2 separate regions of the Homo sapiens genome follow, and region 2 is linked to region 1. Evidence: chromatin loops called from intact Hi-C (ENCODE). Cell type or tissue: endothelial cell of umbilical vein. All regions are shown on one strand. Links, peaks and the distances in the headings refer to the core of each region. The heading gives the core; the rest is flanking DNA.

Evidence for each region. Peaks named below come from ENCODE experiments on the same cell type or tissue, not always from the same donor. Only the 100,000 strongest peaks of a DNase experiment are listed, where the experiment ranks them.
Region 2: a loop joins it to region 1, with 18 times the contacts of the local background. A loop is called at or near these places in 13 of 110 quality-filtered maps.

The regions. Positions count from the first base shown.
Region 1 is chr15:78,232,725-78,247,888 of GRCh38, reverse strand. ACSBG1 (acyl-CoA synthetase bubblegum family member 1) reads left to right here and starts at 13,324. Exons shown (of 14, transcript NM_015162.5): 1 at 13,324-13,518. The coding sequence starts at 13,388. In endothelial cell of umbilical vein, for the core only: CTCF peaks have their summits at 5,594 (motif pointing right) and 6,760 (motif pointing right); a DNase peak (open chromatin) is centred at 6,778.
Region 2 is chr15:77,899,127-77,914,290 of GRCh38, reverse strand. It overlaps the pseudogene CSPG4P13, the pseudogene DNM1P9 and the pseudogene GOLGA6FP. Among named protein-coding and RNA genes, the nearest start is that of TBC1D2B, 170 kb to the left of the region's middle. RefSeq lists enhancers at 9,102-9,666, 9,667-10,231. In endothelial cell of umbilical vein, for the core only: no CTCF peak of the experiment used is centred there; no DNase peak of the experiment used is centred there.

The DNA of each region.
Region 1 (15,164 bases), core at 5,417-7,916:
CGGACAATGTTGCTGGAAGCCCCAGTGCCCATGTGGTGCTCAGGTAAGGGTGCTGTATTAATTTCCTGTAACTGCTCTAGCAAATGACCACACTTAGTGGTTTGAAACAACATACACTTATCACACAGGTCAGAAATCCAAAGCAAGTCTCACTGAGCTAAAAATCAAGGTGTTCACAGGGCTGTATTCCTCCCGGAGGCTCTAGGGGATAGATAATCTGTCTCCTTGCTTTTTCAGCTTCTAGAAGCCACCTGCATTCCTTGGCTTACGGCCTCCTCTCTTTCTTTCTTTCCCTCCCTCCCTCCCTCCCTTCCTTTGAGATGGAGTCTCACTCTGTCACCCAGGCTGGAGTGCAGTGGCACAACCATGGCTCAAGCGATCCTCCCACCTCACCCTTCCAAATACCTGGGACTACAGGTGCACGCTACCACACCTGGCTAATTTTCTTTTTAAAATTTTTTGTAAAGACAGGGTCTCGCTATGTTGCCCAGGCTGGTCTTTAATTCCTGGGCTCAATCAATCTTCCCACCCTGGCCTCCCAAAGTGCTGGGATTACAGGTGTGAGCCACTGCACCCAGCCAAACATGGACATCTTTGGGGCCATAATTCTGCCTAGCACAAGCCCCCAAACTTTAGCCTGGCAGCAAGGCCTCTAGCCTATGAAACTGCATTTCCTTCCACTCAATCCAGGTCTACACCCTCCTCTCCTGGCCTGGCACCGTCCTCCTCAGTCACTCCATGTGCCTTGCACTTTTCTACCTTTGTTCCTAGAATTCTCATGGCCCAAAACTCAGTGCCTTCAATCCTGGCGCCACTGACAAGTCACCTTCACCAGGAAGCCACTCCTGATCCTGCCAGTGAGAGTGGCCGTCTCTCCTCAGTCCCATACACGGCTGGTGGCTCTGACAGGTGGTGTTGCTTGGGTGCAAAGCCTGGCTCTGTCATTTGCTGCCCCTTTGGCCACCTTAGGCAAGTTAATATCTGTGTGTCTTAGTGTCCTGGTCTATAAAAAACGATAATAGTGGTTTTGATAAGGTTGCATGAGGACTGAATGAGAGAATGTGCATAAAATGCTTTAGCACAGAGCCTGGGACACAAGAAAAACTTGATTTACAAAACAGTATTGTTTCATTCGCTGGTTATGTCTAAGGCTCACTTCCTAGCTGGAGTTCTAGTAACTTCTTACGAGAGGTGACAGCGTGCTGGCAGTCCTCACAGCCCTTGCTCGCTCTCGGCGCCTCCTCTGGCTGGGCTACCACTCCGGCGGGACTTGAGGAGCCCTTCAGCCCACCGCTGCACTGTGGGAGCCCCTTTCTGGGCTGGCCAAGGCCGGAGCCGGCTCCCTCAGCTTGTCGGGAGGTGTGGAAGGAGAGGCGCCAGCGGGAACCGGGGCTACGGCGAGGCGCTTGCAGGCCAGCTGTAGTTCCGGGTGGGCGTGGGCTTGGCGGGCCCTGCACTCAGAGCAGCCGGCCGGCCCTGCCGGCCCCGGGCAATGAGGGGCTTAGCACCCGGGCCAGCAGCTGCAGAGGGTGTACTGGGTCCCCCAGCAGTGCCAGCCCACCGGCGCTGCGCTCGATTTCTCGCTGGGCCTTAGCTGCCTTCCCGTGGGGCAGGGCTCGGGACCTGCAGCCCGCCATGCCTGAGCCTCCCACCCCCTCCGTGAGCTTCTGTGCGGCCCGAGGCTCTTCGACGAGCGCCACCCCCTGCTCCACAGCGCCCAGTCCCATCGAACACCCAAGGGCTGAGGAGTGCAGGCGCACAGCGCGGGACTGGCAGGCAGCTCCACCTGCAGCCCGGGTGCGGGATCCACTGGGTGAACTCAGCTGGGCTCCTAAGTCTGGTGGGGCCTTGGAGAACCTTTATGTCTAGCTCAGGGATTGTAAGTACACCAATCAGCACTCTGTATCTAGCTCAAGGTTTGTAAACACACCAATCAGCACCCTGTGTCTAGCTCAGGGTTTGTGAATGCACCAATCGACACTCTGTATCTAGCTACTCTGGTGGGGCCTTGGAGAACCTTTATGTCCACACTCTGTATCTAGCTAATCTGGTGGGGATGTGGAGAACCTTTGTGTCTAGCTCAGGGATTGTAAACGCACCAATCAGCGCCCTGTCAAAACAGACCACTGGGCTCTACCAATCAGCAGGATGTGGGTGGGGCCAGATAAGAGAATAAAAGCAGGCTGCCCGAGCTAGCAGTGGCAACCCGCTCCGGTCACCTTCCACGCTGTGAAAGCTTTATTCTTTTGCTCTTTGCAATAAATCTTGCTACTGCTCAGTCTTTGGGTCCACGCTGCTTTTATGAGCTGTAACACTCACTGGAAAGTCTGCAGCTTCATTCCTGAAGCCAGCAAGACCGCGAGCCCCCCGGGGGAGGAATGAACAACTCCAGAGACGCCACTTTAAGAGCTGTAACACTCACCGTGAAGGTCTGCAGCTTCACTCCTGAGCCAGCGAGACCACGAACCCACCAGAAGGAAGAAACTCCGAACACATCCGAACGTCAGAAGGAACAAACTCCAGACGCGCCCCCTTAAGAGCTGTAACACTCACCGCGAGGGTCTGCGGCGTCAGTCTTGAAGTCAGTGAGACCAAGAACCCACCAATTCGGGACACATAGGTACGCCAGTATTATTCATCCCTGTGCCCCCGAAGTGTTCCCTGCAAATGATAGGTGCTTGTTAATTTGTGTTGGAGGGATGGATACATGGTCACATTTATTCATGCGCATCTGTCTGAGTGTGGTCAGACCACGAGGCCAGCAGAGAAGCCAGGCTCCTGTGGCTCCAAGCTGAGCAGAAGTGGCAGTTTAGCTGAGAGTAGCAGGCGGTGGGGGAGTCTCCATGGACTATATGAGGAAGTTGGGGAATGTGGGGGTGTCTAGAAAGGCTTCCCAGAGGAGATAAATGTGGGAAGCTGGAGTGGGAGGAGGCGGTGGGGTGTCTGCAATCTCTACCTGGGCCCAGCCCTCAAGTAGCAACTAAAGGGCTTTGTGTCTCTTTGTGTCACTCTCTTTGGCCTTCATGGCCCTGCAGTGTGAATGTTCTTTACCGAGATGTTCAGGCTCTGAAGGACATCAGAGATGCTGATGGTTCCTGGGGATGGGACGACTCTTCTTGCCAAGGACCCTCCTGAGTCCTCAGAGAGGGCTGATCAAGGCTGACTCCAGCTGTTCCCAAGCATCCAGGATGGCAGCTCTTCTCCAGGCTGTGATAGGGGCTTTGCTCTATCTTGGAGTGGGGGCAAGGTCTGGTTGGGTTCTGCCTGAGAGAGACCCTCATAAATAATGAAGCTCCCAAAGTCCTACCAGGCAAGAGTGGTCTATTGGGGTGATCAAATTCCTGTTTGGGGAGAAGGAAAAAAAAACTTTTTTAGAGCCTTGGGTAACATGACAGAAAAGAGCACGAATTCATTCAGCTGTAACTGCCCTGCACGATGAGTTCCTCTGGTCTCCTTGAGAACAAGCAGAGAAAGGCCCATTCCCACGGTCAATGCAACCACCACGCACTCATCACCCTATAGCTGCAGAGCCCTCCTCTGAGCTCTTGCCCCACCCTTGGCCCTGGAGATAAGAGGCCTGGGTCAGAGGTCACCCTGTGTATGTTCTGAAACTGGCTTACTATGGCACGTTGGCATGCCGCAGCCCTCTCAGGTCCCTATTTGCACAATGGAGGGTTATAATAATGCCTTCTGGCAGGACTGTCATGAAGCACACATGAAGCCTTGGAGGTGAATGTCTGGCATGGCTCTGGACACCAGTGTCTCCTCCTTCCCCTCTCCTCCCTTGTTCTGGAAGTCCAGGAAGCACCTCTCACACCTGAGTGCAAACTCATCTGGGCACTCTTTTCTTCCCAGCAATTGCCCTCTGGACATCAACAAGGAGGGTGGGGGCAACACTCAGCTGGAATCTCAGAGGGCCCCAGCCTGGCTCAGCTGAAGATGTTCCCCCAGCCCCCCATTTCCTGGCCTTAGAAGTTTGTCATTAAGTAGGACATGGGGTTTGAGCAGGGGAGCAAGTTCTTCATGCTTGGCTGTCCAGCCCCTTGGTGAGCAGCACTGATCTGCCCCAGCCTGTGCTGGCCCTGGCTTCTGGCTGTCTGGGCCGTTTGCCAGGACTCCTGGGCCTTGGCTTCCCATTCCCAGCCACATCCGCTGGCCCAAGCCGAACCTGGAGGGGTCCCCAGATTCAGAAAAGATACCGCTTTCTGAGGTCCCTGATGTTGGGGGTCTGTGCCAGAGGAAGTTATTCCCAGGTATTCCCAGGCTAGTGCTCAGGCGCTGAGAAAGGAATTTGCATATCCCCTCCCCCTGCCACACCTCCTCTGTCCCTGTCTAATCCACAAGTCCTCTCCCTCGCCCTGGCCAGGTTATTTCCTCTCTCAGGGCCCCAGTTTTCTCATCTAAAAGGAAGGCAGAATGCTAGAAGTGTTTCTAAGCCCTTCCAGGTGTGACATTCACAGACCCCATCTGGGCTAAGTGCTCACTGGGTTTCTGTTCAATCAATGTAGTCATTTACAGGTGAGGAAACTGGGCTTCTGCGATGTGGAGGCTTCCCCCAGGGTCATGCAAGCTGGAACCAAGTCCTGTTGACTCTCAATCCAGTGTTCCTTCCCCAGCCTCAGGCCACTGCCTAAGGTCAGGGGCAGCCAGCGTGGAAGGTGCAGCCTGGGTAGCAACAGACATCCTCAGCTGCGTGGCTCTGTCGTGATGAGATCCCTGGAGAGTCATTCAAATCTCCATTTTTTTTGCCAATGAGCTGCCTCTGTCCCAATGTCCAGAGCATTCTCAGGCCCGAGGATACTAAAAACAGCGAAAACTTTTTTTTTCTGTTTTCTTTTTTTTTTTTTTTTGAGACGGGGTCTTGCTCTGTCATTCAGGCTGAGTGCAGTGCCACAATCTTGGCCCACTGCAGCCTAAAACTCCCAGGCTCAAGCAGTCCTCCCCGCTTCAGCCTCCTGAGTAGCTGGGATTATTGGCATGTGCCACCATGCCCAACTAATTTTTTTTTTTTTTTTTTTGTAGAGACAAGGTCTCTAGGCTGGTCTCAAGCTCCTGGACTCAAGCAATCCCCCCTCAGCCTCTCAAAGTGCCAGGATTACAAGTGTAGGCCCCTGCACCTGGCAATGAATTCTAACTGGATGTTTACATACCACTCTAAGTGCCTTCAGTAGACTTAACTCACTGCAACCTCATGAACTAGGAATCATGACTCCATTTTACAAATAAGAAAACTGAAGCACAGAGAGGTTAAGTCATGTATCCAAGGTCAAACAGCTTATAAGCATCTATCTCATCCCAGATGCTCTAGAAAACAGAGCCCAAGGCAAAGTTTATGTCCTAAGGCTTTATTGGAAGTGGAATTCTAGGGCACAAGAATCAGGGAAAAAAAAAAGACATGAGGCAGAAAAGGAAGGAAAGCAAATAAATAGAAGGTAGTTGCATTTCTGAGCTGTTCTTCATTGCACAAGGAAACATAGCTCTTTGCTATGTCATGTAGGTGACCCAGACAGGTTGTGTGTGCTGCACTTTGGACCATTCTGTTGAGGGGAGAAAGCCGGGGAACTTACGGCTGTCTTCCTATCCCCGGTCTCTCCACAGGAGGGAGCCAGTGCAGAGTGAGCCATGAGATTCACTCCCTCATAAGGGAGGTGGAGAAGGGGGATCCTTCCCAGTGGCAGAGCACCCCTCGCCCCTTTGTGTTTAGTTATTCACCCTGTCCTGCATTGCACCCATCATCTCGTGGTCCTTTTTGTCTCTGCTGGTTTCAGTTAGGGGTTCTGCCCCTGGTAATCAGGACTCTCCATTTTACAGAGGAGGAAACTGAGACTCAGAGAGGTGACTTGGCTTGGGTCATGGTGCAAATCCAAAAACCAGTGTGTTCCACCCCTGCCCTATATGGTGCAGATCTGGAGAATACGGGTCACGTGGCCCTTGATCCAGGTCTTTCCAGGTGAGAAAAGAAGGTGCCTCCTCTGCAGAGGTTGCCCAGACATCTGGGTTCCCTCCCTTCCTCCTCCTTCCCTAATCCTCCAAAGGCCTCCATCCTCCGTGGTCTCCATTGCCCACTCCCAGCTCAGTCCTGGCAGGTTAGAATCCTCTATGTGCTACGTTCTTCTGCCCCTCCTCTCAGGAAAGCTCTGCCCTGGTGACCCATAGCTCAGAGAATGTGAGTCCCTGGGAGAGGAGTTTGAATCTCCAAAAATCTCTGGGTTTTATCTATTTTATTTTATTTATTTTTGAGACAGAGTCTCTGTCACCCAGGCTGGAGTGCAGTGGTGCAACCTTGGCTCACTGCAACCTCCACCGCCTGGGTTCAAGCAATTCTCCTGCCTCAGCCTCCCGAGTAGCTTGGACTACAGGCACCCACCACCACGCCTGGCTTATTTTTGTATTTTTAGTAGAGACAGGGCTTTACCATGTTGGTCAGACCGGTCTCGAACTCCTGACCTCAGGTCATCCACCCACCTTGGCCTTCCAAAGTCGGGTTTTATCTAGAGCTGGAGGATACTCTGATCCCAGGACTCACACCCCACCCACTCGATGTAGACAGGGCCAGAGGGGACACAAATGCAGCCCAGAGCCTCAGCGCCCTCTGGAGCACAAGGGTCTCCCAGCCGGGCCCCAGACTCGATGTCCAGAGCACACTGTGGTGGCTGCCGGAGGCCTTCTGGGGGCAGGGGAGGAAGGACGGCTGTTTCTGGGGATGGAGGCAGTGGCGCAAGATCCCAGTCCTGTGGAGACCTGGGTGGGTGGGAGGCGCTCTGGCCAGCAGGGGTCAGCAGAGGCCCATTGTTCTCCTGCTCGTCCTGCACCCAGAGACGACTGCGAGGCCTCAATCCAGAGCCCCAGGTGCAGTATTTTGAAATTTAAAAAGAAAAAAAAAATCGTCTCCTGGTAATACATACGCATGATAACAAAAAAGTGGCCCAGAAAAGCTAATGCTGAAAACATACAGCAATGACCCTCCCACCCAAGCCTTTTTAAAGGCTTTTAAAAACAAAAACAAAACACTTAATATCTCTTTGTTGTGGGAGGCAGGCTGATTGCTTGACCCCAGGAGTTCAAGACCAGCCCGAGCAACATGATGAGACCCCCCCCTCAATCTCTCAAAAAGAAAGAAGAAAAGGTAGTTTCATGTTAATTTCAACATGCATTGGGAAATATCTGTATATATTTATATAACAAGTTCTTCAATTGCTTAGAATAAAGCTATTTCATTTTTAAATTATAAAATGGAGTTGAAAAATAGTAAATAATGTACTATACCCCTGGGGAAACCAAATATGGCAAAACTAATGAAGGTGGTAAAGAAATTGATTGGAAAATAGTGGTCTTGATTTTTTTTTTTTTTTTTTTTAAGAGATGGAGTCTCACTCTGTTGCCCAGGCTGGAGTGCAGTGGCGTGATCTTGGCTCACTGCAACTTCCGCCTCCCGGCTTCTAGCAATTCTCCTGCCTCAGCCTCCTGAGTAGCTGGGATTACAGGTGCACAGCACCACGCCAGCTAATTTTTTGTATTTTAGTAGAGATGGGGTTTCACTGTGTTGCCCAGGCTGGTCTCGAACTCCTGAGCTCAGGCAGTCAACCTGCCTCAGCTTCCCAAAGTGCTAGGCATGAGCCACCACACCCAGCCAATTCTTGAAGTTGAAAACCAGTGAGGGCAGCAATCACTTCGATGACAGTAGAGGCTGGTGCAGAGGCATTTGGCCTTACACGCATAGCAGGCACAAACTTCCTCAATCGACAAACTCAGGTGGGCAAAACTGCAGTTTTATTTTCTGTAACTCAATGGAAAAAAAATTTTTTTTACAGCTCTCCACCCTTCCTCCTAATGGCAGGACATTTAATCTGTTGGTTTTGAGAGACAGGACCAGCTGGATTTCCTAGGCCGACTGAGAATCCCTAAGCCTAGCTGGGAAGATGGCCACATCCACCTTTAAACACGGGGCTTGCAACTTAGCTCATACCTGACCAATCAGGTAATAAAGAGAGCTCATTAAAATGCTAATTAGGCAAAAACAGGAGGTAAAGAAATAGCCAATCATCTATTGCCTGAGAGCACAGCAGGAGGAACGACAATCGGGATATAAACCCAGGCATTCCAGCTGGCAACTGGCTACCCACTTTGGGTCTCCTCCCTTTGTATGGGAGCTCTGTTTTCACTCTACTAAATCTTGCAACTGGTGGGGCACGGTGGCTTACGCCTGTAATCCCAGCACTTTGGGAGCCTGAGGCGGGCAGATCACGAGGTCAGGAGATCGAGACCATCCTGGCTGACATGGTGAAACCCAGTCACTAATAAAAATACAAAAAAATTAGCTGGGCATGGTGGCGGGCTCCTGTAGTCCCAGCTACTCGGGAGGCTGAGTTGGAGAATGGTGTGAACCTGAGGAGGTGGAGCTTGCAGTGAGCCTAGGTCACACCACTGCACTCCAGCCTGGGCGACAGAGCAAGACTCCATCTCAAAAAAAAAAAAAAAAAATCTTGCAATTCTCTTCTGGTCCATGTTTGTTACCGCTCGAGCTGAGCTTTTGCTCGCCGTCCACCACTGCTGTTTGCCGCTGTCGCAGACCCGCTGCTGACTGCCATCCGTCTGGATCCGGCAGGGTGTCCACTGTGCTCCTGATCCAATGAGGCACCCATTGCCGCTCCCGATCCGGCTAAAGGCTTGCCATTGTTCCTGCACAGCTAGGTGCCCAGGTTTGTCCTAATCCAGCTGAACGCTAGTCACTGGGTTCCACGGTTCTCTTCCGTGATCCACGGCTTCTAATAGAGCGATAACACTCACCACATGGCCCAAGATTCCATTCCTTGGAATCCATGAGGCCAAGAACCCCAGGTCAGAGAACACAAGGCTTGCCACCATCTTGGAAGCGGCCCGCCACCATCTTGGGAGCTCTGGGAGCAAGGACCCCCCGACCCAATAAGAGTTTCGCAAAAACTCGGTCATTTTCAAGTTTAAACTTAGTCAAGTCCTAGCGTCCCATTTCTAGGAATTTATCCTAGAGATAGACTAGCTCAAGTACGAACCACGCAAGGATAAGATTATTCATCACAGCTTCATCTGTAACAGCAAAAGACTGAAAACAACCTAAATGTTCATCCTACAGAGCTGTTGAAATGCATCTCGGGCCAGCCCTTCCATGGAATGCTGTACCTACCCCACAAAAAGAGAACCAGGAAGTTCTCCAGGCAAAAATATGAAAAGTTCTCCAGCAAATGTTGTCAAGTATAAGAAGACACGAAACTGTGTATGCCATATGTTAGCATTTGTATATATCCAAGATATTTCTAGAATGATGCAAAAAAGAAATTTTTAACAGTGGTGGCTCTGGAGAAAAGAAATGAGTGAAGGATGGTGGGGAGAGGGACAGAAAAGTGGGAGGAAAATTTAATTTTTACTATGAAGCCCTTTGTACTTTTTAAAACATTGTATTGAGGTGAAATTCACATAACATTAAATTCACCATTTTAAAGTGTAGGATTCATGGCTGGGCATGGTGGCTCACACCTATAATCCCAGTACCTTGGGAGGCTGAGACAGGAGGATCCTTTGAGGCTAGGAGTTCAAGACTAGCCTGGGAAACATAGCAAGACCTTGTCTCTCCAAAAAAAATTTAAAAATTAGCCAGGCATGGTGATACATGCCTGTAGCCCCAGCCACTCAGGAGGCTGAGGTGGGAGGATCACTGGAGCCTGGGAGTTTGAGGCTGCAGCGAGCTACGGTCGCACCACTGCGTTCCAGCCTAAGCAACAGAATGAGATCCTGTCTCAAAAAAAAAAAGTGTACAATTCAGTGGCATTTAGTACATTCACGGTGCTGTGCAACCATCATCTCTATCTAGATTCAAAACATGTTCATCACCCCAAAAGGAGACCCCATACCCATCAAGCAGTTAGTCCCCTTTGTACATTTTCATGTTCCACTGTATCAATCAGGGTTCTTTCTGCAAGAGATGGCCCCTTAAAAGTGGTAGGTGAAGAAAATGAAGGGACAGGTGAGGACAGTGTTAAGGGAGCCACAGGGGATGGTGAGGCAGCTGCAGGGAGGTAGACACTTCTGACCTGAAGGAGCTGGGGAGGAACTGTTCCCCCTGAGGCCAGAGCTGGCTGGAGGGGCTGCTGCTGCCAAAAGTGTGGCCAGCCGGGAGGGAAGGAGAGGAATAAAAACTCCAACCTTTCTTTCTCTCTACCTTCTGCTGTCCTGCCACCACCTGGCATTGGCCTGACAACCAGAGGCCAGAGGCCGGGAGCCCAAGGGAGGCTCACACAGGGCAGCTCTGGGGACAGAACCAGGGGAGAGAGTAGAGAGGGAATCTGGACATAACTGGCATATTGCTTGTATTTATTTTTCAAAATGAAATGAACCATTTAAAAAGTTCAGCCAAATCAGACTCCACTACAGCCTGACCTTTTCAGCACCATGTCCCAGCCTTGAGCTTCTGTTGATATATTGCCTTTGTCCTGGTTCCCAGGTGGGGTCAGCCCTCCTCGCAGTGACTGCAGAATGACCTTGTTCCTATCAGCCTCTGTTGCCAGCCCACCAACTTTCTCCTCCAGCAGCCACCTGACCCTCAGTTCACTGCCTGCCCTGGCGAGAGGGTGTGCCGGGCCTTTTTGCTTTTGGTTCCTTGAAGCCATCTTTTCTCTGTGGCCCGCGCTGAGCACTCTGGGGCCCTGTCGCTTTCTTGGGCCACCTCAGGTCCCTGATATGCTCAGACCTGGAAGATCTGCCCAAGGGAGGTCTTCTTAAGGCCCTCCCCAGGGCCTTGCTTCTGTTTGGACTCTCTTCCCCTTCCTGGTTCCCTGGATCTATAAGAATCTGAGGGATGGGGAAGGAAGGGGAGTTGGGAATGAACAACTTACACATTTTTCCGAACCTTCCCAGGCTTTCATATTGACCAAGGCTTTTGAACTTCAGAGCTGAGCATTCTATGTCTTTTTCTCTGATTATGATTCTCCTCGGGTGGGGAGACACTGACTTGTCACTTACAGTGGTGACTCATTCGATCCCTCCAATCAGCCCATGGGCAAAGGACTCCCCATCACCTTCTCACGTCCAGTTGGAGCTGGTGGCCACTTTGGCCCACCTCAGGCCATCACCCTCATGATTCAAGCAGTTAAAACTGAGGCCAGGAGAGGGCCGAGATCTGCCCAAGATCGTGGTTGAGGGCGTGTCAGTGGGAGATTCAGGCCTTGCAGCTAGACCCCAGACGACCTGCTCAGTGTACCTTCAACAGCATTAGGAAGGCAGCATTTGGGGGCCTGTGGCCTGTGCCCTGAGTTTGTTAGAAGGCAGCCCAGCTTTTTCTCAGTCACCTGCCTTCACCAGACAGCATCACCTGTGGCCCAACTGGACCTATTTCTTCTTGGGGACATCTCATAGGTATCCCCACTAACACCTCCTGTACACAATGTATATGGATTTTAATTGCGTCCCCCAGCAAATTCATGTCTACCCAGAGCCTCAGAATGTGATCTTGTTTGAAAATAGGGTCTCTGCAGATATAGTTAAGATGAGGTTCTTTGGCATCAGGGAAGGCCCTACTCCAATGACTGGTGTCCATGTAAGAAGAGAAAATAGGAACATAGACTGCTATGGTGGGAAAATTCCCAACAAATTTCATATGTTGGAAACTTAACCTCAAAATTCATATGTTGATTGGAAGTTGAGCCCTTGGGAGGTAATTAGGGTTAGGCAAGGTCATCAGGGCGGGGTCCCATGTTGAAACTGGAAACTTTATAAGAGAAGAAAGACCTGAGCTGGCACCACGCTCTTGCCCTCTCACCATGTGATGCCCTCCACGTTATGATGTAGCAAGAAAGCCCTCACCAGATGCTGGCACCTTAATATTGGACTTCCAGCCTCTAGAGCTTTAAGAAATCAATTTCTTTGTGTGTGTGTGTGTGTGTGTGTGTGTGTGTGTGTGTTTTGGTGTTTTTTTAAATTTGTTTGTTTGTTTTATTTTTGAGGCAGGGTCTCACTCTGGTTGCCCAGGCTGGAGTGCAGTGGTGCAATCATGGCTCACTACAGTCTCAACCTCCCAGGCTTGAGTGATCATCCCACCTCAGCCTCCCAAGTGGCTGGGACCACAGGTGCACACCACGGCGTGGCACCCAGCTAATTCTGTTTTATTTTTTGAAGAGACAAAGTCTTACTATGTTGCCCAGGATGGTCTTGAACTCCTACGCTCAAGCAATCCTCCCACCTTGGCTTCCCAAAGTGCTGGGATTAAAGGCATGAGCCTCCGCACCCGACCTATTTTCGTTATGAATTACCCAGTCTGAGGTATTCAGTGATAGCAACAGAAAATGTACTAAGGCATAGACACAGAGGAAAGACAGCCACGTGAGGACAGAGGCAGAGGCTGGAGAGATGCACATGCAAGCCAAGGAACACCCAGGATGGCCAGTGACCCCCAGCAGCTGGGAGAGAAGCAAAGAAAGAGTCTGCCCACAGCCCCCAGAGGGAGTGTGGCCCTGCGCACATCTTCATTTCCAACTTCTGGCCTCCAGAGCCGTGGGAGAATACATTTCTGTTGTTTGAAGCTATCCAGTTTGTGGAACTTTGTTACAGCAGCCCTGGGGAATGAATACATGGTCTTAGAGGGGAGACTTTTGGTATTCAGAAAAAGGCCTTGTCCTGTGTGAATTTCCCATCTCTTTATGGCTGCCTGAAACCCCCCCGCCCCCCTTAACATGCTTCTTTCCTTTAGAAGAAGGGACAGATCCAGGCTTCTATTCATGTGTCCCTGGAAAGTCACATTCCTCGGTTGCCTCTATCATGTCTTCAGTGCAACTGCTTCTATAGACCATGTGGCGTGGTCTCAGTGTTGGAAATGTCTCCTTCCTTCCCCCGGGGTGGGCTCCCTCCTTGGGTCTCCAGCCTCCATGCAGGACCTGGGGGAGGGGGACTGAGTGGGTGAGATCCCTCCCAGGGCAGCATTCGGCAGACCGCAAGTCAAGGTTGCAGAGTGTATGCAGCCAGGGGTAGCAGCCACTTCAGGATCTGGGTCTGGATTTGTGCTGAGAACCACTATGACCTTTTAAAGCCAGTGAGGAGGTTTTCTGGGGGCCCAGAAGCCCTGAGCCCATTGGCCAGACCTCCTGGGAGAAGCGGAGCGGATTTGCATCAAAAAGAACACTGGCTTCATTGAAATTCTCCTCATCTTGAGAGAAACAAAACCACAAAGAAAAGGAAAGTTTTAATTCTGAGAAACTTCACTGAGGAGCAATTTTTTTTGAGCTTCTAAAAATAGAGAGGAAATGAGCCTCTTTGGGTCACTCTAGTTGCCGCCTCCCCTGCCCCATGCCCACCCCCACTGCTCACTCAAGGCTAGCCTCTCTCAGTGGGTGACTGAGCTGTCTTCAGTGGAAGCCCGAGGCAGATGCCACGCAATTCTGGAGCTGGATACGGCTGCCCACACGGGGACCCCAGCATGCTGGACAGCAGAGAGACCCCACAGGAGAGCCGGCAGGACATGATTGTGAGGACCACCCAAGAAAAATTGAAAACCAGGTAAGTCATTGGTTGGGTTTCTGCACACTGCACCTGTGGGCCGAGTTCTAGACTTTGCTCTGCTGTGTGAACTTGGGCAAGCTGCTTCTCTCTCTGAGCCTCAGTTTCTTCACCTGGGAAATGAAGGGAAGGATCTGGGCGATCCGTAAGATGGAAGAACTGGTCATTTGGAGGGCTACTTAGCATGGCTAAGAAAGGCTCATCAAAGAATGAGGCACATCCCAGGGGTATGAGCTGGGGCTGCAGTTGGAGACCAGTTGGATCTCAGTTGGATGGAGGAGGAATTTTTCAGTCAAGAATGTTTCCCTGTCTCCTCAAGGGGGACTTTTGCCTGCGGGGGTCAAAGACAGATAAGTTTTGGTGGGGACCCAGAGGTTCCCGCTCCAGTTTGCTGCGTGACCTTGGCAAGTGCCTTTGCCCTCCGTGGGCTGTAGCTTCCCTGTCTGAATATGAGTGCAGTGGCTGAGGTTTCCCTAAAGCCCTTCCACTGTATATATTCCAGTAATCTGTGATTTAGAGGAAGTGGATTCAACGTATCAGGCATTCACCAATGCCCACCCTGGCCCAGGCCCTGTCCATCCAGGGAGTAGGGGATCCTGAGAAGATGAGACTCAGTCCCAGCCCTGGGATGCCCTGGCCAGAAGGCAGGAAGAAGGCAGGCGCACGCGCACACGCACACACACGGAACTCCAGGACCCCAACATCTGTGATTTGTGTCCAGGAGGGGCGCAGGCGAAGGGGCAGAGAGAAGGAGGTTTCTAACTGGGGCGCCTGAGATGGACCTTGACGGTCAGAGTGGAGCCAAGAGCAGTGGGCAGAGAGAACGACCTAACAAAGCAAGACAGGAAGTTTGGGGATGGGAGAGGTCTGGGTGGCGGAAGCATAGAACTGGGGAGGACAGGGGCTAAATACCAGGGTCCAAGTCCTCTGTAGTAATGGGGAGGAATTGCCAGTGTCTGAGCTACCAAGACTACAGCCCCTGTCCTGATGGAAGGTTATGGGGAAGGAAGATAGAGGGAAATGGGAACAGATGTTAATGCGCCTCAGAGATGCAGAGGCCCCTCCGAGGGCTGGCATCTGGGCCCTGCCCTGGGTCTCCAGAGAACCCTGCTAATCCAAAGTGGACTCCTGTTCTTCCAGAAGCAGGGACTCTTCCCTGCAAAGCCTCCAAGAGCATGAGGGCAAGCCCCTCCCTGGGCATAGGTCAGGTGCACAGAGGGTCAAGGGCCCCTGGAAGAAAGCTGGACTGACTTCCTCACCCAAGGGCAGATTCAGGATCTCCTCTGGGCCCCGGTGTCCTGGCACCTCCCCTCCTCCCTGGGGTCTGTGGGCTCAGAGAGCAGGAAGGCCAGGCGAGATGCTCAGAGGAGCACATCGAAATATGTCCAGAGGCCATGCATGATGGCTCATGCCTGTAATCCCAGCACTTTGGGAGGCTGAGTCGGGTGGATCACCCAAGGTCAGGAGTTCTGAGACCAGCCTGCCCAATGTGATGAAACTCTGTCTCTACTAAAAATACAAACAGCCAGGTGGTGGTACGTGCCTGTAATCCCAGCTACTCAGGAGGCTGAGGCAGGAGAATTGCTTGAACCCGGGAGGTGGAAATTGCAGTGAGTCAAGATCGTGCCACTGCACTCCAGCCTGGG
Region 2 (15,164 bases), core at 6,629-9,128, 330 kb after region 1:
CTGAGGAATGAAAGGCTCCCATCATTGACTGTGGATGTGGAAAACCTTTTCTAGCGTAGAGCATTTATATCTACAATACATTTTAAAGTCAGAGTTCATGTTACCTGTTTTAATCACATGAGTATATGTCCCAGTACACAAAAGGGCACCGGTTGGCATTCTTCTTAAGGTATTTAGTGAAGATCATAAGAAATCCTTTAAGAGTTTAAATGTCCCTGGAAGAGGCATACGGGCGCTAGTCAAGAATGAATTCGAGTGAAGGAAAGCTGTGTGACACCTGGCCTTCCTCTATGTTCATGGAGCTTCTTTGAGGCTAGAAGATTGATTTTATCATCTAGACCTCTCTGGCTAATACCTATTCTTCAACCACATTAGTTACTCTGACATAGGAATTTACTTCTTTTCTTTGAATGGAAAACACTTTAAAAATAATAACAACCATTATTATAAACCAATATATGAGAGAGTACTTAGTTGAAACAAAAAGGAGTTTTAGTAGACAGTATTATACTACATATGAAAATCAAGGTGAAGTTTATGCAACTTAAAATGTTTACAAGCTGCCGTGCAATCTACTGTTTGTGAGTGTCCAAGTATTATGAGGAAAAGTGTCTATACAATCACAGAGTTATGCTTCCTCACAAAGTTCTTCACAAAGAGTGAAAGATGTTTTTATACCTCTCGGTTTCAGTTAGAGGCATATTTTGTGCCATATTTATGTTAATGTGCCTATACATGATGAATGAGTTATTTCAGTCATACATTGCCTAAGTCATAACTTTAAGATGCTTGGGAAAGAATCAACAGCTAAAATTTCATGAAGTTCTAATGTCTGTGTTCCAAAATACGTCACATTATTAGGATGCAGGGAGAGATGCGTGTGCGCTCCCTGGGGTGGGCATTTCTAGTTACTAGACCATCTCCATTTTTACCACTTGACATCCTCACGATACTTTTATACATATGACATTAATAGGAGAGCAATAATACGATTTTACAGATGGAATAACAGATGTGCCTGCATTCACTGAAATAGTGCAAATATTAAGTCCTTGTGACTTCAACTGACTCTTCCAAATTGAATGAATTTATCAATGCATTAGATGAACTCAGTTTCAGAATTATAAAGAAAAACTGTTAGACCAACGAATGTGGCTAATTAACAGTAGGACGATTTCTAGCCTGAGGGTTTAAAATGGACTTAAAGACCTGTTCTTGCCTTTTATTTTCTGAACTTGCTGCTTTTGCATTCTTTGAGTTCAGTTTAAAGACAGTTTAAGTCCAATTTAGACCCTCAGGCTAGAAATCATATCACTGTTAATTAGCCACCTTATTTGGTCTAACAGTTTTTCTTTATAATTCTGAAGGTGGGCTTACCTAATACATTGATAAATTATTTTGAAGGTATTTTTATATCTTCACTTTTACCCTGATAAAGATAAACGACTAGGAATGACCTTCAGATAGCCTTTAGCACCTGTAACCAATCTGACAATAATGTGTTCATCAGGTACCTGTGGATTAAATCACACACTGGCATATTTAAGCTGAATGTCAGTCTGGAAAATGAATGTACTATATTAACTGAAATACCACTCTTTGTGTAGGTATTTTGTCATATACTTAAGAAAAATTAAATAGAATGCAAATCATATGACAATAACTTAAGTCTTTCTTCAAAGTGCATGCGGTCCTTTGCAATACCTCATTCAGCCAAGTATTTGTTCTCTTCCTCATTCAGTATAAGGCAGCTTTCAATTTGCTTAGAAGGCAACATTAGAAGGGTAGAGTTTAATCAGAAACATAGAATTTTAAAGTGTGGGTTCAACTGAATAAATTTGAATTTCTGTAGGAAGAATTAAAAACCTATTTAAAGATTGCAATATATAATCATTTTTAAAGTATTTGATTAAACCTGATAGGCTTTCCAGAAATGAAAAAAAGTCAGTTCTAAAACCAAAGCTGATATTTAGAAAATGTGAAAATGTAAATCAGTGCTATCCATAGTATAGTTTCTCTAAAACTTTATCTTAAACAGTCATTTTAAAAGAATATAACTATTCAAAAACGTAACTGCTATCTTAAGTTTTAAAATAAGTTAAAACATTTTAAAATATGAATACTGTAGTTTAAAAGAAAGAAACTGGGGGAAGGAAAAGTAGAGAAATGCCAATTCCAATGCAAGGCTTTATTTGCCAAGTTTTCTTAGAATGACTTTTACCAACTGATGAATTCCTGTAAACAGAATGTATAATGGAAATACGGAAACACTGTTGCCTAAAGTGGCATTATTCACTGCTACTGTGATGCTACTGTAATGTAATAAATTATTAAATTGTTGCAAAGTGCTGTTTTTGCCTTAAAATTTTGTGTGTCTTGAAAACTATAGTATTAAAGGTATTGAGACTGCGCAAATGCTGGGCACGCTTGGCATGAGATAATCGGTTTTTATTTTTACAAAATTGTAATGTAACTATGCAAGTGTGTTTATTAAAAGAACACAAACAAAAAAGTTACAGGTATTAAAAAAAGTTGTGGGATGAAAAAGTTATGGGATAAAAAATGCTGTGGAAAAGTTGCGGCAAAAGTTGTGGAAAAAAAGTAGAAAAATGTTTTATGAAAAGTTTTTGAAAAAGTTATGAATAAAGTTACTGGATTTTTTTAAAAAACTCAAGGGATAAAAATAAAAGCAGGTCTCTGTCAGCATAAGCCCAGAGAAGTGGGGCTGGAGTCTCCATCCCTACCATGTTCTTACCAACCCTTCCCAGTCACCCCTTTACCATTAGGGTAGCAAGACAAGACCCCTGTCTAATGGGGGGAGAAAAACAGACCCTTTGCCACCTTGACCAGGGCTGAGTCCTTAAGTTTCTGGATGATGATGATTATTATTTAAGAGCCAGAGGCTGGTAGAGCTGGTTTGTTTGGAGGAGGCCTGATGGCCTCCCTACTCTCACCAAAGCAACTTTTCCCTCAGGGGGCTCCCATCTTATTCAGAGAGGCAGCTGAGGTGGGACAGTGGAGCTAACCGTAGAGCAGGCGAGGGCATGGGCTGCTGTGGTGGCCCCCCTTCCGCAGTGTACATATAGTATCTGTGTAACATTTTGTATATTCCGGGTGGTAGGGCCACCCCCTGTATAGTACCTAGCGGAGGTTGGAGCTGGCATATGAGGAGGAGGTTCTAATCATTATTTGTGGCTGGGAAACTTATTTATTGATAGCATAGGACAGAGGAAGGAGGAGGGGATGGGGTCCTGGCTGCCTTGGTGATGCGACTCCTGTTTATTTTGCTTTCCATTTTGGAATAAATGGATTTAGCCATACTGCTCAGCGTGGTGGGTTCCCATTTCCCTCACTGGGTCCTGGAGTTTGTGCCACTGAATGAAGAGCCCCAGAGTGAGCATGTCCAGCTGGGCTGTTGGGGACCTTCCAGGCCTGTTACTTGTATGCTGCCTGGTGACACCTGGTGGATTGCATGGGGACTGCCATGGCGCCTATGGGGCACAGTCCGACCCTGACAGCCAACAGGCTCAGAAGCCTGATCTAGCGGTGGCCGGGAAGACAGATACCGGCACCAAAGGGCACTGACTTCCATCCACCCCCGGCATCTTCCGTTCCGTCCCCTTGCCTCCCTCTCCTGTCTGCACCGGGTGGCCTGTTCTGTCTGTCCCTCTAGAGTGTCAGCTGCCCCGCAGGCTCCTCCAGGCTGAGTTCATGGCCCTGCCCCCTAGTGGCCAGAGCCAGCTTCACAGGATAAGAGCCAGCTAAGCTCCAGGGGCTTTCCAGGAAGTGTCCCTTGGAAAAGGTGTGGCCTTTTCACCACTCCCAACAGCACCCTAGAAATGGCTTGGCCTTTTCCCTCCCCTGAGCTCCACAGAGAACACAGCCAGCAGAGGACACATTCCCCATCATCCAGAAATGGGTTTGATTCTCAGCCAAGGGACACCAGGACTGGTAGAGACTGTCAGGCCACAAAGCTGCCTGCACAGCACCCCCATGCTTGGTGGGGGGTGGGAGGGATGGCGGGGGCTGGCTGTCCACAGGCCAGGCATGACAGGGAGGCTCACTGGAGGTGGCACACTTTGGAGGGGCAATGTCAGGGGAGAGCTTCCTCTTGCTGGGCCACAAGATTCCACAAGGACAGTATGGTGACTGATTCCCAGTGCTAGAGGCAAGGCGGTCAGCCATGTGTAGGTGTATATATATGTATGAGTATTTATAGATATTTATAGAACAGGGCAGGGGCATACCACAGAAAGGGCCCAAGTTTTCAGCAACGGTCACACCTGGATGTGTCAGCTCACCACTATGACAGACTAAGTCACAGATGAAGGGGGCTGGCTTTGGGGCTGGGGGAGCCACTGTCAAGTCACAGGACACCCGCCCAGGCAGGCTTGGAAAGGGAGGTCTCTGAGAAGAGGAGGATCTGTTTAGAGGTCGAAGTGGGGCTGGGGCTCTCGGGACGGGATGGACTTGCCTGACCCAATCAGCTGGCAGTTGGAGAGAAGCAGAGAGAAAATAGGAGAGAGAAAAGCAAGCAGAGAGCGGGTGAGGCAAGCACAGAGTACGGGCGGGCACGCTGCAGCAGCTGTGGGAGGGCCAGGGTGGGGAGGGTGCAGGTGCGGGTGTAGCAATGGTTCCTGGAAAACAGGGGCTGGAAGGGAAAGGGGAGGAAGATGGAGGGAGGAGCCGGAGCTTCACAGGTAGTGCCTGGGGGCTGTGGCAGCCCTCCCCAGCCCACACATGCTGGCCTCTCCCATGGCACCCAGGCAGTGCACCCAGAGTTCAGACTAATGCTCAGCCGCCTTGGGCTTCTCTCTTCTCTGCTCACCCTCTCTTCCAACCCACTGGCCCAGGGCCACCTCTTGCCTGGGGAGCCCCACCCAACAGCCACCAGGCCTGATAGAGAAGGAACACTGCTTAAACCAAAATGGTGAAGCTATAAGGGCTGGATGGCTGGAGTGAGTGCCAGAGGCCCCTCTGGGCGGTGAGAATGTCCAGGGTCCTCTGAAGGGACCCTGGGGAAGGCAGGGAGGGCAGGTAGCCGGATGCCACTGGCCATAGACTTTAAGAGGGGAGCCTCAGTTGGTTGCGGGGTGGGGGGGCTGCAGGTTTCATAGCTGAGGCTGGGTCCTTCCTGCTGGGAAAAGCAGAAGAGGGAGAGTCCGTGGCAGGGGAGGCGGGTGGGCTCACTAGGCGGAGCTCAGCTGGGCCAGCAGGCACTGTGGTCCCCTTGGCTGAATAGCACAGGCGACCCCTAGGAGCAACAGGCCAAGGTGCGTGAGCCTGCTGGTCGGCGATAGTGCTTCAGTGGGGGCCAGGGACCCTGCCTTCGGTCACATGCTAGCAGCTATGATGGTACCTCAGAGGGAGGGAAGGGGGCTGTGTGTCCCTGTCTGGCCTGTGAGGTGTGTTGTGGGATGACCGTGTGTATGGGACTCTCAGGGTTTTATCCTAGATCACCACTGGATTGCCAACAGATAGAGGAGGTGGGACCCTGACTATCACCCCTGCTCTGCAGTGGATTTGGCTCTCAGCACTCCCAGGCTGGGAGCTGGATACCCTGACCTGGCAGCATGACTCAGACTGCACGACAGGCACAGCATTCCTAGACCTCTGGCCGCCTCAGAGTCCAGCCCCACACACAACGCCCTCCAAGCTCCCAGCCCCTACACCATAAACCACAAGCTCTCTGTCCTCTCTGACAGCTCCAGAGAGCACTCATGTCTGCCAGCTTGGGCATGGAGCCTGTTCCAAGAGCCCCCAGGCTCAGCCATGGAGGCCCTGGGCAGTGGCGCTGAGTCCCATGGCTTGCAGGGAAGGGAGGTGAAAGAGCCAGCAGCACCAGGACAGAAAGAGGAAAGAGCAAATCTGCAGCTCCAGAAAGGAGGGGCAGGGAGCCTGGATCTGAGGTCCCAGGTGCGCCCCCGTGTGGAGCTGGTGCAGCGGGGCGGGAACACCGTTCATGCAGCAGGCGGTGAGGCATGTACCTACCATGGCTGATGCTCCTCAGGGGCCACTGATAGTGATTCTGAAAGCATCAGATCAACATGGCAGGTCACACGCATGGGTGGGGCAGGCCTGGGGTTGTGGAACACACACACATGCGCATGCCGGGGTGTGCACACACATGCTGTGAGGCCCCACAGCCGGCATGCACACGCTAACACACATGTCCACAACACACATACGCCTCCTTCCCCGCCACCTCCCGGTGCCCAGCACCCTCACTGGCTGGCACGTGCAGCACAGATCTGGGGCGTGCAGCCACTCAGCACACTGAAGCACACACATGGGCAGAGTCACAACGCGGAAGCTCACCCGCACACCGAGGCATTTGCAGCAGCTCCCTGCACACTCGTGCCTGGCGTGCTCAGAGGACCACCGGTGTTGCTCATGGAGACAGGGCTTGCTCGCTAATGTCCAGCTGTCATTTCTCCACCTAAGAGCCTTCCATGGCTCCCTACTACCTACAGCATTGAGCCCCAACAAGTCATACTCTTCGGACTTTGAAGGTTCTCCACCCTATGCCCCACCCTCCCCACAGAGCTCTTCCTCATTCCGTCTCTGTTCCCTGCTTTGGCCAGTGGCTGTCCTGGATGCGGCCCACACTACACCTCTGCCCACACTGCAGCTCTGTACCCAGATACCCTCCAATTCCTCGCCACATAATTCTATCTCAGTCATGCCCCGGACTGCGTTGAAGCCAGGCTGCCTTGGAGAAGCTCTCCCAGACTGCTCTTTTCCCCAAGGGAGGGTCATGATTTGCCAAATGTTTCGCATGTGTTAGCAAGACTGGAGTCGGAGCAGGCATTAAACCTTACATCCCATATGTCACACCTCACCATAAACCTGGGTGTCAAATACTCTGAAGAGTCTGAACTCACATTGGCAGTTAGCAAAGTGCTCCTACGGCCACATCTGCAGTTAACACAGCATCCCTATGGCCACTGTCTCCCTTGATCCCCATGGCCACCCTGGGAGAAAGGCAGAAAGTCATCATTTGATAGAAAGGATGCTGAGGCTCTGGGAGGGAAAGGGACTTGCCTAAAGCCCCAGGGTGAAGCAGCATCTCTGGACTCCCAGTCCAGTGCTCTTGCCCAGTGCTATGCTGCTTGCCTCTACCCATTTCTGTTGCTCATCAGCGCATCATAGGGCAAGCCCCAATCCCTGCCTCATTTTGGTTTATGGGCGCTGAACCCACAGCCCTACCCTACAGTCATTTGGAGACAAAAACAGATGCTATTGTTCTTTCTTAGAGAACGTGGCCAGTGGATATGGCACACTGGGAATCAGAGTGAATGTCCTTGAAAGAGGGCCATGGGCCAACAAGGCCAAGCCAGAGGATGCAGAACGCTTTTCCTTAGAAATCTTTGGGAGTGAAACAGGCTTCAGACACTCCCGTCCCTGCCCCTGCAGCCACCCCTACCACATTGGTTTAGACAGGGTAGGGTGGGGCGGGGGCAGGGGCAGGGGTGGAGGAAAAATCAGATTGCCCATGCCCCCCAGGCTCCTTCCCCAGCTGCTTCTGTCCTAGCCCAGGCCTGGTGCCATTCTCCCACTCACACTCGTGTGCAAGCCCACACACACATCACACACCTTGATGCTCACAGTCGCAGCCTGGCCTCTGCTCCTGTGGGCCAGTGGCCAGACACCCCCTGGGATGGCTCAAAGGAGTCAGGACTTGGAAATGGGGACATCAGGGTAGCTGAAGGAAATCCACACACCCAGAACATCTCGGGGTTCAGACTCTCTGACCTGAGGGAGGCTCCCCGGGGGCTGGGAGAGGAGTTGGATGGAATGGAGGATGGAGGACAGCGAGAAGAAGAAAGGAGGAGGAATGCAACGTGTGGGGCGGCCGCCAAGAGTGAAAATAGAGGGAAGCGCCATGCAAGTGCTGGAAAGAAGGGGGCAGGTGGGATGAGCCCCACAGACCCCTCCCCAGAAATGACCACCTCCGGGACTCAGCGCTCCCTGGGGGGCAGGCTCTGCCAGCTCAGCCACATGTGGCTCTGGCACCCATGGCCCCAGTGCCTTGGATGGAGACGGCCAATTCTGGTGGCCAGGTCCAATGCTCTGGAATCCAGCCCCATGTCAGGGGGACGCCTGACCCCTTCCCTGCCCAGTTCAGTGTTGTGGGACAGGGCTGCTGTCAAGACAATACCCAGTCCTGCCCTCCTCCCTGAGTGGGCCAGGTAGCCCACATAGCCTCTTCCCCGCTTTCCTGGGTGGCACTGCCAGCCTGCCCCCCTGGTGCCCATTCAATCTAGTCCTTCATATTTCTGGGGCACGGGGAAGCTCTGAGTAACGTGGGACTATAGAGTGCAAGAGGGTTGCTGATGGCCTGGTCCTGTGCCCTCCCCATTCTTGGGCATTCTTGACAAAGGCTCCCAGCAACTGAGGGTACGCAGCAGCTATAGACACCAGCCTGACAAATATCTCATTGTGGGGAGGGGGCCATAGCAGGAGTGGGGAGCCAGGGAAATACAGAACCCGGCACTGGGGGGTGTTGATGTGAGAAGCCCAAGAGACTTCATTCCACCTGTCAAAGCCACCTCCTTCCAGCTGTCCAAAGGCTCCCCATCTGAGCCACTTGCTGGGCGGGGACTTTGGCTTTGCACTTGCTGAATACCATCTGCGCCTCTCAGGAGGGAGAGTGCCAGGTTCACGAGGTCCCTGCCCAGCAAGGGAGCTAGGAAAGGGGGCTAGGGGTGGGCTCTGCCATTTTCAAGGGCTGGCGGGGGGACCCCTCTGGAGGTACTTGGGGCAGTATCACGTGCCGTGGCTCCTGAGTGACAGAGTCAGCTCTGCACCCGCAAGAACGCGCCCTACCCAGAACTCACTGTCATGTGCTGGGTCCAGATGCCCACGCAGCCTCCTGGTGGGAGCATCAGGTGCACCACCTGCCCAGGACAGCCCATGGAAGAGTCTGCCCCGCTCTGCCCTGCTATGGAACAACTCCTGTTGTGCCTTCAGGGAGAGGTGTTCATTTAAGCGATGACTGGGCTGGCCCCCATGGCACAGTTATCACAGAGTCTGCTGCTACCCATGGCTGAGAGCTCTAGTTCTTCCTGGTGGTCTCTGAAGCCACCAGGACGGATGAACAGCGGCTTCACCCTCTTGACTGACTCAGCTGCCTTTCATCAGCTCATCTGCCCCTAGGATCCACTCTGCCTCTGGCTGGCACCGGACCTGAGCCCCAGGCTCACACCTCTGCCCACAGGCCCAGCAGCTGCTTCACTTCCAACTCCATCCCCCACCAAGCACTACCCCTTGCCAGCTACTGGGGTGCCACTAGTGCCCCCACATGGTGCCCCCTCTCCAGACCCTCGGGTCTGGCTGTAGCTTCCTTCTGGAAGCCACACCCCAAGACCACAGCCCTGCTCTAGGGCCCTGTATCCCTGACTTCCTGCATCTTTCTCCCTCCTTCTGGGAACATGAACTTGCCCTGCCAGTGTGGCAGCTCCTGGAGGGCAGGACACCAGGGCCTGGACTATGGCCAGCCTGGGGGTGTCTGCTGCCAGTGATGCTGGAGCTGGCACCCATGTCCACATGATGTCCATGGCACAGCGGCCACCTGAGGCTGGGGGCATCTGAGTGGTAGCTGCAGAGTGGGGCCCTTATCTCTGCCTGAGTGAAGTTCACCAGGGCTTCCCCTGTGCTGCCCTGCTGGGTGAGAACAGCCGGCCCAGCTGGGGGCCCGAGACCACATTGTAGAGCAGGAGCTGGGGGTCGGTGCCTGCGCTGGAGCTGGCTCTGAGGCTCTGGCTGCTGAGTGGCTGGATGGACCCTGCCAGAGGCACAAGGGGCCATCACCCTTTGAGATCCAGGCCCAGGCCTGTGTTTGCAGAGAGGCAGCATGACCCTGGCATGCCACCCTCAGCTCCGCCCCAGCTCCCGGCACCCAGGAACGCCCATGATCAGCACACCCACCTGGGCAGACAGTCAGTGTCCAGCTGCCCTCCAGCAAGAGGAACACTTGCTTCTGGGCCATCACTCAGAAGAAGTGTCCGGAGGAAGTGTGCTTGTCATCAGAGAAGCCAAAGTGGATGCCTCCATCCAGGGTTCCTGGGGACAGGGGCATTGGGTCCGGCTGGCCCGAGCCGGCTCCCCATCTCAGGGCACCCCCGTGGGCAGCAGGAACCCGAGGCCCGGCCCTCAGCACCCACCTCTGTGTGAGAACAGCACGAGCCCGCTGTCCAGCTGCGCCTGCGTGAAGCTGCGCACCTCGGTGCCCGGCGCCCCCCGCAGCACTACCCGTCCGTTGCTGGGCTGCTCGATGGTGTAGACCAGATCCTCAGACCCAGAGTCGCCGTCCGTGCTCCTCAGAGCCTCCGCAGGGATGGGCGCAGTGGCCCCCTGCCACATCTGGGGACACAGGCCTGTGAAGGTTCTGCCTTGCCACACTCACCCACCCCTTCCTTCCTGGCCCTGGGCTGCCACCAGGGCTCCAGTCCTGCTGTGGCTCAGGCCCTCGGGTGGCATCGAGGCTGGCGCCACTCTGGCTCCCCTGCACAAAGGGCCTCCCACATTCACCTTCCCTGTCACCCCAGGGAAGGCCCCAGGGAAGGTCACCCTCCAGGCCCAGCCTCCCTGCTCTCCATCTGCCCTAGTCCTGCGTGTCCCTCAAGGCCAGCTTATGTCCCCTACCCAGAAAGACCCCAGCTCTTACCCTCACCAAGTTCTCACTCCCAGAAACCCCCAGCGCTGACCAACAGTGCTCCTTAATCTGTCTCACTGGTGGGGCAGGGGTCTCCTTTCAGAGCCTCCGTGTGTGCCTGGCCGGGGCTGGGCACAGGTGGGAATGGTGATTTTAGAAATGGGCCCTCCTTCCAGCTGAGGGAGGGATGCATGGCGCAGAGAGTGGGGGGCTGATGGTTGGCACTATTCTGCAGCACAGAATCAGTGTGGGATGGGCCCAGGTGCTTCCAGAGCAGTTAGGGGCCCTCCTCATGTTGGGCAAAGGGGACCCCTTTTCAGGCCTCCCACTTGCAAGCAGAGCAGGTGCGCCTGTTCCTGAGGTCCTGGTACCAGTCTTGCTGGGTCAATTACTTGCGGGCAGAGCTGCATTGGGACTCACATGCCTGGAAAACAGAGCCTTCTGGCATTCCTGGGCTTCCTCCCCCGGCCCCAGGGAGCCCTCAGGCCCAGCCCTGGCAGGAGGGGCCATAATGTGGGGGGCAGGACCCCAGCACTGGGCTCCCGGAGCAAACACGGGTGGATGGCACCACCTGGTGGCCATGCTGCCACACAGCCGTCCTGGCCTGTGGTTCTAGGGTGCTGTGTCCCACTATTCTGTGGCCTCTGCACCATGAGGCCACCCTCTATGGGCACGTCCTAGACCACCAAAGTTCCCTCGGTGCCCCAGGTCAGAGACAGCCCAAGTCAGCCCTCCTGTGGAACCTTCAGTGGCTCCTGCTGACCAGGGAGGACACACCCCAGAAGCTGGGGTTCAAAGCCCTGCCATGTGGGCTTTGTAAAGCCATGCCCTTTCTGTTCCACCAGAACTACTTTTGCAACCATGGAGAAGTTCCATCCCACGTCTGGGCCTCAACTTCCACCTCTGCAGAATGGGGGCCCTGCTCTGCTGTGGCACAAGGGGCAGGAGTTTGGGGAGCCAAGCCATGGCCTTCACTTGCTGGGGTGAAGGTGGGAAGCTTAATGTCTCCCGCCCTGATGCCTGCCCTTAAGGGTTTGTAAGTGACTCTGTCAGGTGTTCTGGTTCTGAGCCACAGGAGAAGGAACAGCAGAGCCACCTGTGGCCACTCGGAAGTCTGCCTACCGCACTTGCAAGTGTCCAGTAACAAAATCTCCCACCTGTGTTCTATTTCAGCACAATCTCACATCTCCCCTTCCAACAACCCCATGAGGCATGCGGCAGCGTCCCCATTTTGCAGAGGAGGAAACTGAGGCTCAGAGAGGGGGAGTTCTGTGTCATGAAGTAGGGGACGCAGGCCTCTTTCTCGAAGCAGAAATTGGGGGTGGTCCCAGGAATACTCTCACCTGCAGGCCTGTGTTTGTGGTGAGGACCGGGGGTTGGTCATTGACAGGCAGGACAGTGACAGTGAAGGCCACAGGATGGCTCTGGTGGTCCATCTCGGAGGGGTTAGCCATCAGGACAAAACTGTCTGTCAGTGTCTTGCTCCCGTCGTGCACGTACGTGGATCAGCTGCTCTTCCACCTAGGGGCAGGCCCAGGGATGGCAGTCAGGCCTCAGCAGCACCCTTCATGCCCTGCCTTTGGGTGCAGGAGGAGACTGACTCTTTTAGGGCTTCAGCTTCCATTGGTGGAAAATGGGGACCATAAGTTCTGGCTCCCAGAGGAGTTGTAAGGAAGAAAGAAGATACAGTATTTAAAGCATAGGTGCTTCTGAAATGTGACTCCCCGTCTCCTCTCTGTGTATAACCCCCAGACTGGGAGTCCCTGGGGCTCCCTCTACTCTGCCCCCAGAGCCGGGCTGCAGCCCCTGGGCCTCTCTCACAGGCATACCATTCTCCAGGAGAAGGTGCTTGAGGTCCATCCTCCTTCTGCAGGGCTCCATGCTGGGGTGGCTCCAGCACCTGCAGGCCGAGGCCCGGGAGAGTGGGGAAGTAGGGGCCGGCGATGCAGAGCAGTGGAGGGGCCAGGGTGAAGCTGCCACCCTCAGGGACACTGAAGTTTTGCACCTCCGGTGGGATGACAGTGGGCAGCACCTCCAGCTCCACACGGATGCCCTCGAGGGGAGCATCCAGGCCTGAGGCCACATCCAGCGAGAAGGCATCGCTCCAGGCCTCAGGGCGGGAGTGCAGGTACAGGACCCTGCCTGTGTCCACTGCCTCCTGGGAGAAGCTCTGCACGGGGTCCAGGCTGGGTGGCTCATCTGCCAAGGCGCCACGTGACACCATCACCAGGTAGCTGGCACTCGGCGGGCTCTTCACTGAGAATATGATGTCTGCTGGCGGCACTGCCTCCTGGGCTGCCTGGTTAAGAGGTCATGAGGACTCACATGACCACAGAGGGGGTCTCAGAGGGGTCCACTGTGGCCCTAAGCAGCCGGAACAGGCTTGATCTTGCCCCACTTATTCCTCTAGATATCACTGCTCATTTAGACACACAAACACACACGTGGGTTCACACACACAGCCGCCAGACATGCAGCTGGTCACAGTTTTTGTTTTTTGAGACAGGGTCTCACTCTGTCACCCAGGCTGGAGTGCAGTGGTGTGATCACAGTTCCCTGAAGCCTCAACTTCCCAGGCTCAAGGGATCCTCCCACCTCAGCCTCCCAAGTAGCTGTGATCTCAGGCACATGCCACCAGGCCCAGCTAATTTTTTGTATTTTTAGTAGAGATGGGGTTTCACCGTGTTAGCCAGATGGTCTCGATCTGAGCTCGTGATCTGCCCGCCTCGGCCTCCCAGAGTGCTGGGATTACAGGCATGAGCCCCCGCACCTGGTCGTGCCCGGCTAATTTTTAACTTTTTGTGTAGAGATGGGGTTTCACTGGGTTGCCCCGGCTGCTGGTCACGTGTTAATGCCCACCCCACACACGGTTGCAGGGGGTCGGTCACACAGCTTGAGAGGCACTCCCTCAGGGAGGTGCATAATCACATGTCCCCAGACTCAGTGACACAGACACACAAGTTCATCATACGCTGACGCGGTCACACATGTACACATGCGCGTGTGCACACGCACACACACAGGTCCCCCTGCTCAGGATCTGTCAGGCCTGAGGCTGGTTTGCAGGCAGCACCTCCCCAGCCCCTGCTATTACCACCCAGGACCATCAGAGGGCGCCCCGCCCCACCCCCCTGGAGGCACAGCCGCCTTCAGCTCAGGCCCTACAGAGCTCACGCCCCAAAGGCCACACGGGCTCCCTCACCTGATGGGCCAGCCACAAGAGGCCAAACCACCCCCAAACTCACATTCCTGTTCTATGCCTTTGCCCGGAATGTTCCTTCTGCCTGGAATACCACTCCCCATTCTCTGCTCCTGATGGCCTGTGCTCTTCAGAGCCCGGCCCAAACGCTGCCTCCTCCCACGAGGCCTTCCTGACTCCAGATCTGCTGGCTTGCTGTCGGCCCCAAGCTCCAGACATGCAGACCAGAAGGGTCTCCGAAATGAGCAGTGTAGGAGAGTAAGGCCAAGAGCGGGCAAGGACTGGCCTGAGGTCACAGGGCAAGTCAGTGAGCCTGCTGGAGGGCCCGTGGTTGCTCTGTGGGGTTCCTGGGTGGGCAGAAGCCCTTGACAGACCTCCTAGTCCTGGTCTGGGCTCTGAGAAAAGAGTGGGGGACATGAGGGTCTGAGGAGTAGCGGCCTGCCTCCACGGTCAGCAATCCCCAAAGCTCAGGACCCGTGATGTCCTCCCAGGGAACTGACTGCAATGGAGATTCTCGGGCTCCACGTCAGAGATTCTGTAGGGCTGGGTGGGGTCCAGGAATCTGCATGCTCAGCCATGTCATGGACATGAGTGGACACAACCTCTGGAGGCGCACACAACTCCCAGGAGGATGGGTGTATAGCAAGCTCCCCAGAAACTCCTGGGAGCACAACATATACGGGAGCACATCTGAGGCACGTGCACACATGCAACCTGGAGCCACCACAGCCACAGCCCAAGTCACACGTGTTCCTGGCATGGAGGCTGGGCGGGAGGCCCTCTACCTGGCCCACACCCCCGCTCACCACATCCAACTCCTCACCTCCAACTGGTCCCTTCTGATCTCAGCTGCCTCTCCCTGGAAGACGTAGATCTTCTTGTGCCGGACCAGCTTCAGCGGGGCCAGTGGGCCCTCTAGGGCAATGGTCACTTGTAGGGTGGCATCCGTGTGCACTGGCCCCATTTCCACAGAGAAGGCCATGGTGTCACGGGGGCTGAGGCTGCTATTGTGGCTATAGAGAACGGCCCCATCCAGCAGGTCCTGCTGGGAGAAGGCAGTGGCTGGCTGACCAGCCCAGAGTAGCTGTCCCCAGCGAGGGCCAGCTGTGACGTGGTAGTGGACCTCATCTCCATTGCGGATGTCGAGGCTGGTGTCCAGGTGGAGCACGGCCATGTCGATGGTGCCCTGGCCTCCTTGAGGGACCACAAGGCTGGAGCCGTTGGCCACACGGAGGTAGGGCTCCGAGGCCTGCACCTCCAGCAGCACAGTGGCCTGGTGTTGCCCATCGGACACCTGCAGCTGGATCC